Regions from separate parts of the Mus musculus genome. Here region 1 is linked to region 2. Evidence: chromatin loops called from intact Hi-C (ENCODE). Cell type or tissue: left cerebral cortex. All regions are shown on one strand. Links, peaks and the distances in the headings refer to the core of each region. The heading gives the core; the rest is flanking DNA.

Evidence for each region. Hi-C counts contacts between places; a loop is a spot of excess contacts. Peaks named below come from ENCODE experiments on the same cell type or tissue, not always from the same donor. Only the 100,000 strongest peaks of a DNase experiment are listed, where the experiment ranks them.
Region 1: it touches region 2 in a loop (2.0-fold over the local background); 2 of 42 quality-filtered maps call a loop at or near these places.

What each region holds. Positions count from the first base shown.
Region 1 is chr9:115,560,352-115,565,723 of GRCm38, reverse strand. No RefSeq gene overlaps it. Among named protein-coding and RNA genes, the nearest start is that of Gm39448, 96 kb to the left of the region's middle. In left cerebral cortex, for the core only: no CTCF peak of the experiment used is centred there; DNase peaks (open chromatin) are centred at 1,182 and 2,580.
Region 2 is chr9:115,307,777-115,313,089 of GRCm38, reverse strand. It overlaps Stt3b (STT3, subunit of the oligosaccharyltransferase complex, homolog B (S. cerevisiae)), which reads left to right and starts at 2,622. Exons shown (of 16, transcript NM_024222.3): 1 at 2,622-3,338. The coding sequence starts at 3,034. In left cerebral cortex, for the core only: CTCF peaks have their summits at 2,671, 4,306 and 4,506; DNase peaks (open chromatin) are centred at 3,273, 3,843, 3,932, 5,195 and 2 more places; H3K4me3 peaks cover 3,629 bases; H3K27ac peaks cover 2,486 bases.

The DNA.
Region 1 (5,372 bases), core at 323-5,322, 250 kb before region 2:
GGCACAGTATGGTGTGGGGGAAAGGAGTGCCTCAGAGGGCTCATGCTGAGGCATCCCTTCCCCTCTGAGGTATGGAACAGAATAGTTTATTTAGGGCGTGGGAGGGGAGTTTCTTACACGCGTTCTCCACCGGCCAGGAAGAACGCAGCAAACCAGAATCTTCTGCGACAAAGCTTTATTGCTTACATCTTCAGGAGCCAGAGAGCAAGAGAGCAAGAGCTCTATTGCTTACATCTTTAGGAGCCAGAGTGCAAGAGCGCAAGAGTGCAAGAGTGCAAGAGCAAGAGCTCTATTGCTTACATCTTTAGGAGCCAGAGCGCAAGAGAGCAAGAGCGAGGGCAAGAGCGCAAGAGCTTTATTGCTTACATCTTCAGGAGCAAGAAGCAAGAGCCAGAGCAAGAGCTCTATTGCTTACATCTTTAGGAGCCAGAGCGCAAGAGCGCTAGAGTGCAAGAGAGAGAATGGCGAAACCCCGTCCCTTTTAAGGAGAATTATTCTCCGCCTAGGACGTATTACTCCTTGATTGGCTGCAACCTATTGGCCGAGTTGTCGTCACGGGGAAGGCAGAGCACATGGGGTGGAAAACTACCCTTGGCACATGCGCAGATTATTTGTTTACCACTTAGAACACAGGATGTCAGCGCCATCTTGCAACGGCGAATGTGAGGGCGGCTCCCCACAGGAGTTGAGGGGGTAGAGACAGAGAAAAGCAGAGAGAGACAGACAGACAGACACAGAGAGAGAGAGACAGAGACAGAGACAGAGACAGAGACAGAGACAGAGACAGAGAAGCCAAGCCAGCCATAAACACGTGGAGAGAGAGGTGGTAGGGGAATGGGGAGAGAAGGGACAGAGAGGGAAAAGGGTAAGAGAGGAAGAGCAAGAGAGCAAGGTAGAAATGCCAACAGAAAGGAAGAAAGGAAGAAGGAAGGGAGGGGGAGGGAGGGAGGGAGGGAGGGAGGCTGAAAACCCAGTTCAACAAAAGCTCTCTCAGTTGGTCAATGTCTTAGATTCCTTTCCTGTTACAATGAGAAAATACCCTAACAAAAGCAACTTAAGGGAGAAAGAGCTGGCTTCTTTTAACTGTGTACTTCCACACTGCAGTCTGTCATAGCAAGGAAGCCACAGAGGCAGGAGCTGGAGCCATCTGTTAGATTATTTCTGTGTTCAGAAGAAAAGAGCAATGCAGGCAAGTCAGCTCTTTATCCACCTACACAGCTCTGGGGCCCCCCACCACCAGGAAGGGTTCCACCCACAATTAAAATGAGTCTTCCCGTACCAATTAGCATACTCAAAACAACCCCTCATAGACAGTTCCCAGGGGCCAAGCTTATAGGCACTCTCTCACAGGTATGCTCAAAGGCTCCCTCCCAGTCATTGAACTGAGAATTGATACCAATGGTTACAATCCCAGATAGGCCTTCCCTCCCTTAAGCTGTCTCCAGTCACCCTTTAAGTCCTAAAGTGTGCTGGTACGCATTGGGCTGGTACAGGGATGGGGAGAAGGGAGAAGCAGACCAAACTGTAAAGACAGGCAGAGACTCTAAAGATGGAAGGAGCTTGAGACAGTGATGTGATATGGAGCTGATGAAATAGGCAGGCTCCCAGATCCTGCAGTGTCTGCAGCCCCTGAAAGGAGCTGAGTTACTACTCTAAGCACAAGAAGCTGTTGCACTACTCACATTTAGCAATAATCCTATCTCTGAGCAACGCCTCGATTCTTGGCTTTCAAGCGAGGCATTGAGGACCCTCCACTAAGTGAAGAGAGATGCCGGCTCTGGCTCATCCACCTATCCCAGGAGCTCAAAACACTTTCAGAATGCCTTAAGAACATTTTATAAATGAAATGCCTCCCCCAGATGTCTTGATTACCAAGACTTTCTTATCTTTTTTCAGTAATGCATTATCAACTAGGATACCGAGACTAAATTTGTCTTCGATTGCAGCCACCGGTAGCTTAATTACCTTGCAGTCTCCAATGCCTAAGAGTATGGCAAGTACCCCTGCAGGTACATAATGCAATGGTGTATGTCAGGATCTATGACCCTGAGGCATGTGAGTCTGTCGTTATATATGTATCGTTATTTATTTATGAATGTGTGTCTTTAATCCATTCCAAAAGTGGTTTCAGGAGACTTATAAGAATAGAGAGAATGGGATGGAATATAATGACGGAAAGTGAACACAGTCTGAAAGGAGGAGGGAATGAAAAGCGACTGGGGGGTGAGGTGGGGGTGGGGGTGTTACCTGTATCACTGGGGATTAGGTGCTGACAATACACATTCTCACAGTTTTCCACGCTGAGCTTCTTGGGCACCAGCATTGTTGAGATTTGAGGAGGCTAATTAATTAGATTCGTCCTCTGAAGATTCAGAGCCAATGAAGGGACAGCAAAAAAGATCATCCCAACACTGGTCCTCTCTGGGTTTCAGAAGAGTCAGCTAGGAACACTGGGCATGGATCTGAGACCAGAATAATCTCCTACAGGAAGTGTACGGATTTATTTCTGAGAGGAGGGGGGACAGCTGCTGCTGGGCCTCCCGCAAGGATCAGGCCTGCCAGGCGGTCCAGTCGGCACCTGAAGAAGACAGGGGGAGCATAAGAGTGCCCTTCTCAAAGTCACGGAGCCCCAAAAGCCACATCAGCCTCCATGCCCACTGTAAAAGGTCACCAATTAGTAAGTTACACTCCACCCTGCCCTGGAATTTGCTTATGAAATGTAGCTAGGCCTGCAGAGAGAGCCCAGCTGGCAAACATCTACCAAACAGGGAGATCTGACTTCAATTACCAGAACTCAAATAAAAACTGCCAGGCAAGATTGGGATATAATTGCAATCCCATTTCCAGCACTGAGGCAGATTCCTGGAGCTCCAGGGCCAGGCAGCCTAACCTACTTAGCAAGCTCCACCCAGTGAGAGGCTGTGCAAAAAAAATAAATAAAATAAAATAAACAAACACAGTAATAATAAGGGGAGTCATACCCCAGGTAGTCTCTGAGTCAGCAGATCTTTCCGTACTGTTCAAATGCACAGCTCCTTGCTGGAGCGGTTCAAACGAGCACCTGCCTGCACAGCCCAGTCATATCCACATCCACATCACCCACAGGTGTTCCTATAAGACAGATTCTAACCCCCAGGCCTAGGGTAGGGAGTGAGATTCTGGACTTCAGCAAACTTGCAGATGCATAAGAAAAGTCGGAAGTCCTGGAGCCAGCCAGAGCGGGAGCTTGTGTCTCCGGAAGAGATTCCACACAGTTCTGAGAACCTGTCAGACCATCTTGCAGAAGAGGCTGGACTCCAAGCAGTGATGGGCAGGATCACACCTTGACCAAAGCTGCTGAGTTATGTAGACCTTGAACCTTCTATTCAAACCTGAGCCTCATGCCAGAACCCTGAAGATGGACTTGGAGAGGGTTGCTGTGCCTCTTCCTAATGTGACTAGACTGGACGAGTTTCCTTTGTCGCTTTTCATTGTCGCTTTTCATTATTGCTGTATAAATGTCTACTGAGGTTGGGTGGCTGAGCCTGGCTTGTTAGGGCCCAAGCTCTGATCCTAAAAGCTGTAGGGATAACTTCAGCCATCCTTCCTAGGTGTCAGCAAACATCCCCGCATAACTTTTGATATCTCCACCTTCACTCAAGACTGAAATGACAGAAGCGTTTGTCCCACTGCTCATGATACTTAATGAATTAATAAAGAAATAGGACATTACAATCGCACAAATGAACAAGGAAGAGTCGTCTGAAACATTTTTATAGCTGTTTCTCATTATCGGTGTGTCTCGTTGAAATTGGTTTGAGAGTTGTATCTCATTAGAATTGTCTAATCGTATGAATTTTACTCTTGATGCACTTAAAAGTTCTATCCTGTGGAAGAGGTCCCAGGCATCCTCAGAGTTTTAAGACAAAATGAATGTCACATGGGGGAGGTTAAGGGTCCAGATAAGGAGATGATGGGGAAATGGCTAAGTCAGCAAACATGTAGCATACACTTGCACAGGCAAGTCTATTCAGGAATCTTTAAATGACGATATAGAACCATTTAAATATAGATTAACATACTTATGTGAATAAACTGAAATATAATGTAAACAAATACATTAATAAGCGATATATAGTTCTTTATGCATATTAAGAGCTAGATTCAAGAACTCAGCTGTCTAAACGGCTCAACACCCCATGGGAGACAGACAGAGACACTACAACAACCCTGTTCTCGGGGAAGCCACGGCTTCCTGGGGACGAGATGACAAGCTCAGAAACCACAAGAAACTAAGTCTGAGAACACAAGGGTACAGAGAGAATGGGGTGCAAGCAACCACAGGCCTGGGGAGGGGGGCAACCACAGGCCCAGGGGCGGTGGGAGCAAAGCTGCTCACAGACACCTCCCTGCCAACCTGCATCTGCATCCTACCTCACCTGGCTGTGGTTCCTCATCTCTGGTCACCCGGAAATCCCATGCTCAGGCTCCATATTTCTGTTTTGTTAAAAGTCACTCCCATAGAGTCTCCACCCACCTGAGTGCTAGCGTTCCACACAACTTCCGTCAGATTAATGCCTGATGACAGCACTTGCCAGAAGAAAAGCCAATCCGTACTCAAGGAAAACTCAGGGGATTACATTTTAGCACCAGGGTACAGTCCAGTCTTCCTGGAAAGGGAGACTGCCAGACAGCAGAGCAGGCACACAGTGGAAGGGGTAGCCTGACCCAGACATAAAGCCATGGCATCCTCTTGGCTTGAGTGTCTAATAACAGCTCTTCAGTTATTCTTAAATTGTGTGTGTGTGTGTGTGTGTGTGTGTGTGTGTGTGTGTGTGTGTGTGTGTGTATTGGTTGGTTGTGTGTGTAGATGTGTAGGTGTCTATGCAGAGACAAGAGGACAACCTTGGTGTCATTTCTCAGGCACCATCTATTTTGGGATTTTCTTTTGAGGCAGAGTCTCTCACAGGCTTGGAACTTGCCAAGTAAGCTAGGCTGTCTGGCCAATGCCCTGGGGAATCCACAGGCTGTCTCTGCCTCCCCAACACTGAGATCATCCCCATACAGCAGCACACCAGGTCTCTGGTCTGGTCTGGTCTGGTCTGGTCTCCTGTTCTGTTCTGTTCTGTTCTGTTCTGTTCTCTGTTTTGTGTTCTGTTCTGTTCTGCTCAGTGTTCTGTGTTCTGTGTTCCGTTCTGTTCTGTTTTGTGTTCTGTTCTCTGTTCTCTGTTCTGTTCTGTTCTGTTCTGTTCTGTGTTCTGTTCTGTGTTCTGTTCTGTGTTCTGTGTTCTGTGTTCTGTGTTCTGTGTTCTGTGTTCTGTGTTCTGTGTTCTGTATTCTGTTCTGTTCTGTTCTGTATTCTGTTCTGTTCTGTTCTGTATTCTGTTCTGTTC
Region 2 (5,313 bases), core at 314-5,313:
GAGGACTCTCGGATCATCTACAGATGTGCTCTTACTGATCGCCTCTCAAAACAAATATTACAGTCCCTGGAGTCTTCTTAAAGCACACACCGGATCACGTGACTCATCTTAAACACACTCTACATCCAACTTCAAATCCTCCCAACACTCTCAAGTTAAAGCAATGTACAGTGTCCCTCTCAGCATGACCTCTCCCAGTCCGCGCTACGATCCGATCTGCGTGGTGGCTGTACCAGTCTTTTCTTGAGTCCCTTGCGTTCCTCTTTCTAGCACTGCAGGGTCTTTCCTTCTCTTTCTTTTCTTCCTCTGAGCCATCCTTTCTGCGGTTCTGCTTCCTCGGGTAACGCTCCCATCCGGTTGTCCATCAGTCTTCCCTGGACTGCTCCTCCAGTGTTTGCCACAGTTTACACAGCAGGCGTACCTGGAGCTGACTGACGTGGGTGGGAGGACAGGACCACTGCTCTCCAGTTCCCCGCTAGAGTACGTCCTCATGCTTTCCCACGGGCTCCTTCTTTGTCCTTGTCCACATCATGACCCTGAGTTTCCTTATGTTTCTGAACCGTGTTCCGCAGTGTTCTCAGATAAACTCACTTTATATTAAGGAGCCACGCAAGTATGAAGACTTCAGTTTGAATTCCCAGAACCATAAAAGGCTGGCTATGACCGCAGGTGCCTATAATCCCAACGCCCTGAGGCAGTGGTTCTCAACCTTCCTAATGCTGTGACCCTTTAATACAACTCCTTGTGTTGTGGTGACCCCCGATTATAAAAATTATTTCTGTTGCTACATCATAAGTGCCATTTTGCTACTGTCATGAGTCACCATGGAAATACTTTTGGAGATAGAAGTTTGACACAAGGATCAAGACCCACAGGTTGAGACAGGAGGCTAACCTGGTGTGTCAAAAGGACCAACATCTGAGCATGTAATTTGACCTCCACATGCTATGCCTTAGTACATGTATGCCCACTCTCACACACAAAGATGAAGGGATGGTCCCACACAGGTGACTTGTGTTTTATAATTTATTGTTAATTGTTTCTACTCCCCTTCACATGGGGCCTCCCGCGATTAAACAGCCAAGAGGAAGAAGACAGAGAAACTCATCAGGGAACATCTGCAACACCAGAGACACCCAAAATGTCTAAAATGAGAGTCGTCAGATAAATTCTGTTATTTTAGATTAATAGAACATTGGCTCATGAAACATGGGCAAAAATAAACGCTGCCATTTTAATGTGCACTTTTCTGAGAAAGGCCATGTCACCTCTTTGTTCTAAGGGATTGGTTAATATTCCACTATGAATCTCATTAAAATTTACATGTTTAATAAATGTTGGATATTAAAATGGTGGTGAGGAGGTCTATTTATGGAAGCTGTTCATTTTCCCTGATGAGAGTCTATTTATTTTTATAAGGAAACCGGCAAAGTTAATCACCAGGTTGGGAGTGGCTGAGCCTATTAGTTAGGTACATTTGTTCATTTACCTAACCTTTGACAATGAGCAACGGAACATAATTTTATTTTGCAAATTTACAGGACTTAATCTTTACACACATTTTAAAGATTCTGGTGTTCCCTAACAAGATGGACAGTTGTGAATGTACACGAGAAACCAGTGAAATATTAGCCGGCCCTTGTTTCTACATTAACCTCTGTACCTGCCAAGAGGGCTTCTAACACTGCAATGACCCTCCGGATCTTTAGTTCTGACTTTTGTCCTTTTGGGGATGGGCGGAGCTAGTTGTGGAGGAAGGAGAAGGTACAAGCAAACTGCCCCAGACAAGGAAAAGTTCCTACGTTTCAGTTGGCTAGAGTGAAAATTGGGCAATAGCTAATACAGTCCAGGAAAAGTTAATTTGGTGACGGAACGTAGGCAGGTGTAAATAATGAATTCTTGCAGTCAAAAGATTGAGCTGCAAAAAAAAAAAAAAAAAAAAAAAGTCCTGGAGAACACAGCAAAAAGAATGTGACATTTATGTGTGTGTCCGCCTGGCTACATCTTACTGCAGCTCGGACGACATCTGCCCACTCCAAGTTTTCAGAGCAGCAGGGCGGGGACAGAGAATGTAGCGACCCAGCCACTCACTCTGGCACGTTCAGCACAGCGGCTGGACCCACGCGCCTAGGGCCCCGCACCGCGCCTGCGCGCCCCGTCACGTGGCGGGCGCCCCGCGCTGAGCGGGTTAAAAGTCACGGCCGCCGAGCACCCGGCCAAGCCGTGCTCTCTGTTCCTTCGGTCGACTGGGACGTGGGACCTTCTGCTGCTCGAGTCGGAATCCGCGCGGGGAAGCGAGCCGAACCTCCTGGTGCCCTTCCCCAGGGCCCCGAACGGGCTCGCGCGCGAAACCGCGTCTTTCAACTGACAATGAAATCGTAGCCACGGCCGGCGGCGAATAGGCGGGAGGCCGCGAGGCGGAGGGGGTGGAGGGCCATTCAGCCGAAGCCCCGCCCAAGGCCCCGCTCGCGCTCCTATTGGCGCACGCCGCCATTCCGGCCCCGCCCCTTAACGGACCTGTCGCTCTGTGACAGGCGGAGGGGCCAGTTCCTGTTGGGCGAGGGGGCGGAGTCAAAGGTTGCCTGAGCTCCGCCCGGACTCCAGGGGGCTCCTCCCCTTTTGTGCTCCTCGCGGCTGGGCGGGCGGGGGAATGTCATTGCCGCTCCGAGCCGCCGCTCCTCTGGCGCCCTCGTCCCGTCGGCTCTCGCCGCCACCGCCGCCTCCTCAGCCGCACGGGGGACACGGATGGCTAGTGGGGCGCAGGGGCCTTTTGGGTTGAGACCGCGACGGTCGCGGCCACTGTTGAGGCGGAGACTTCGGATCGCTGCCGCCTCCACCACCCCCAGTGTCCCGGCCTCGCGGTGCTGAGGGCGGGAGCGCGCCCAGCTCTTCCTCCGCCTCCGCCTCCTCCTCCTCCTCGTTGTCGTCGCCGTCGCCCTCCTCCTCCTCCTCTGGGTCTCCGCCCAGCACCCCTCGCTCCAGGCGGCGGCGGTGGCCGCGGAGGACGAGCGAGACCCGCCGCCGGGGCACAACATGGCGGAGCCCTCGGCCCCGGAGAGCAAGCACAAGTCGTCCCTCAACTCGTCCCCGTGGAGCGGCCTCATGGCTCTGGGGAACAGCCGCCACGGGCACCATGGGCCCGGAACCCAGAGCGCGTCCAGGGCGGCGGCGCCGAAGCCGGGGCCCCCCGCGGGGCTGTCCGGGGGCTTGTCGCAGCCGGCCGGGTGGCAGTCGTTGCTCTCCTTCACCATCCTCTTCCTGGCCTGGCTGGCCGGCTTCAGCTCGCGCCTCTTCGCCGTCATCCGCTTCGAGAGCATCATCCACGAGTTCGACCCGTGGTGAGTGTGCCCGCCCTTCCCCCGCAGGCAGCCCGCGGTCCCCGTTTGTCTGGAGCCCCTCGGATCCCACCCGGTCTCCCGCGGGCCGGGCCGGGCGCGCCCCCTGCCCGCTTGGCGAAGTTTGCCTGGGAGCGGAGCCTGGGTCCTCGGCCGCCGGGGTGGGCCGGCTCCGCGCGGCGCCTCTTCGCCGCCGCGCCCCGGCTTGCTCCGGGGGCCCCCTTCCCCACGCCCTCTCCGCCGCAGCTTTGCGCCTTGTTGCATTTTATTTCATTTCTCTCCTTCCTGCCATCGGAGCAGCCCCGGGATTGCCTTCTGGCTGCTGGTGGTGACTGGAACCCCTTGTCCGCTCAGCCTCGCAGTTTCATGCTTTCTTTCCGGGAGAGTGGAGTGTTAGAATGTAGGGGGGGAAAATATTATCCCGAAAGCGAGCGCAGTGGTAGCGCCTCGTGTTTTTCCAGCACCAGGTATTTTCCGGAGTGTCTCTTTCCCCCCTAAGGCCCTTAAGTGCTCTCAGCTCGCCACACTATTTGCACAGTTGTATTGCGTTGCTTTTTAGAGCGAGATCGTTTTTCTGTTAGCTGAACTCTCACCCTCGTTGTTGCTACAATATCCGACTGGGTTGCATGAGTTCTTTTATTGGTGTCTGCTGGAAGGTCTGTGGAGAAGAGAGCAAGCCGTACCACAGTGCTGAGAGTCTAGATTGTGGTGCCGAAGTTGCACGCTCTGCATGGCACTCACTGGTTTTAGGGACTTAACTTCGAACACTGAGTTACCTACACGGGAAGATTGCTTTTCACTTTCTTCCTCCTGGCCCAACCTGAGTTAAGTTTTTTGTTTTTTGTTTTTTGTTTTTTGTTTTTTTTTTCCCCCAGAGAGAGATTGAGAGCGAGCGCCAGCGCGCCTCTTTAAACTAGTTTATTCTTCAGGCTGCCCTATCAACCTTGAACTAATCTTACTTGTAATTAGACATAATTAAACGGTAGGGTATTTGTCTTACCATTTGAAATGCACAGAGAATCTTCTTAAGAGTTAGTACATATATAGGTTATAAATGAGTTTTTTGGGGGGGGCTTATGTGTTAAGTATCAGATTTAAGTTGTACTTTAAGAAAAATATTTATGCTGCAATATCTATTGAACACCAGAGGGGCCTACTCAAGGAAAACCTGTTTAGAGAAGCAGTGAGCTACAGTGATGGCCTGCTGTGAGGTGTTTTCGTCCTATTTTAAGAGGTTTCCATTTTTTTCTAACATTAGATTTGCTTTATAAATGACCATTATGTTATTTGGAACCAGAGGAGAAAATCATGTTGGTGGAGATTACATACGAACCTACGAATATTTGTGAAGTCTTAACTAACTAGATAGAGTATTCTTTGAAACAATCAATTAGATTAAAACTGAGATTGACTAGAAATGAAAGCCGCAGAATTTACTGAACAACATGAAAAGAGAAAGTTGTGTCTTTTCAGATGAAGATAGCACGGGGTGGAACAAAAACTGGAAATATTTCCAGGGTAATTGTACAGATACTTCCATGAAGTAACATTTTTTACAAATGGAAGGCTGGGAACTGTTAGGAGTGCACTCAGAAGCTGAAATTAATAATTACAGATAAATGCACAAATAAATGACAAGGCGATTTTAAAGTTTCTTTTTGTCATTTTCCCCTAGTAAAGCTGCACTTGAGGCGGCTTAGATTAGATGGCTTTAGGAATTGAAGAGCATAACTTTTTTTATTCATGAAAATCTATTTTGTTTCTATTCTGCTGTGTATGGAAACAGTTCTTTGACTTGAGTCTGCTCCACTTACATTTTAATTCACATTGCTGATCTGCAAGTGTCCACAGCTAAGGCCTACCTACTTAACTAAGCTCTCCCATCTACCAGCGGTAGTGTTAAATGTTTGTTTATTTTTGATGAAATGTTATGCTTGGAATGTTAGAGCATTCTAATTAGCAGATAGGTGTAGTAAAG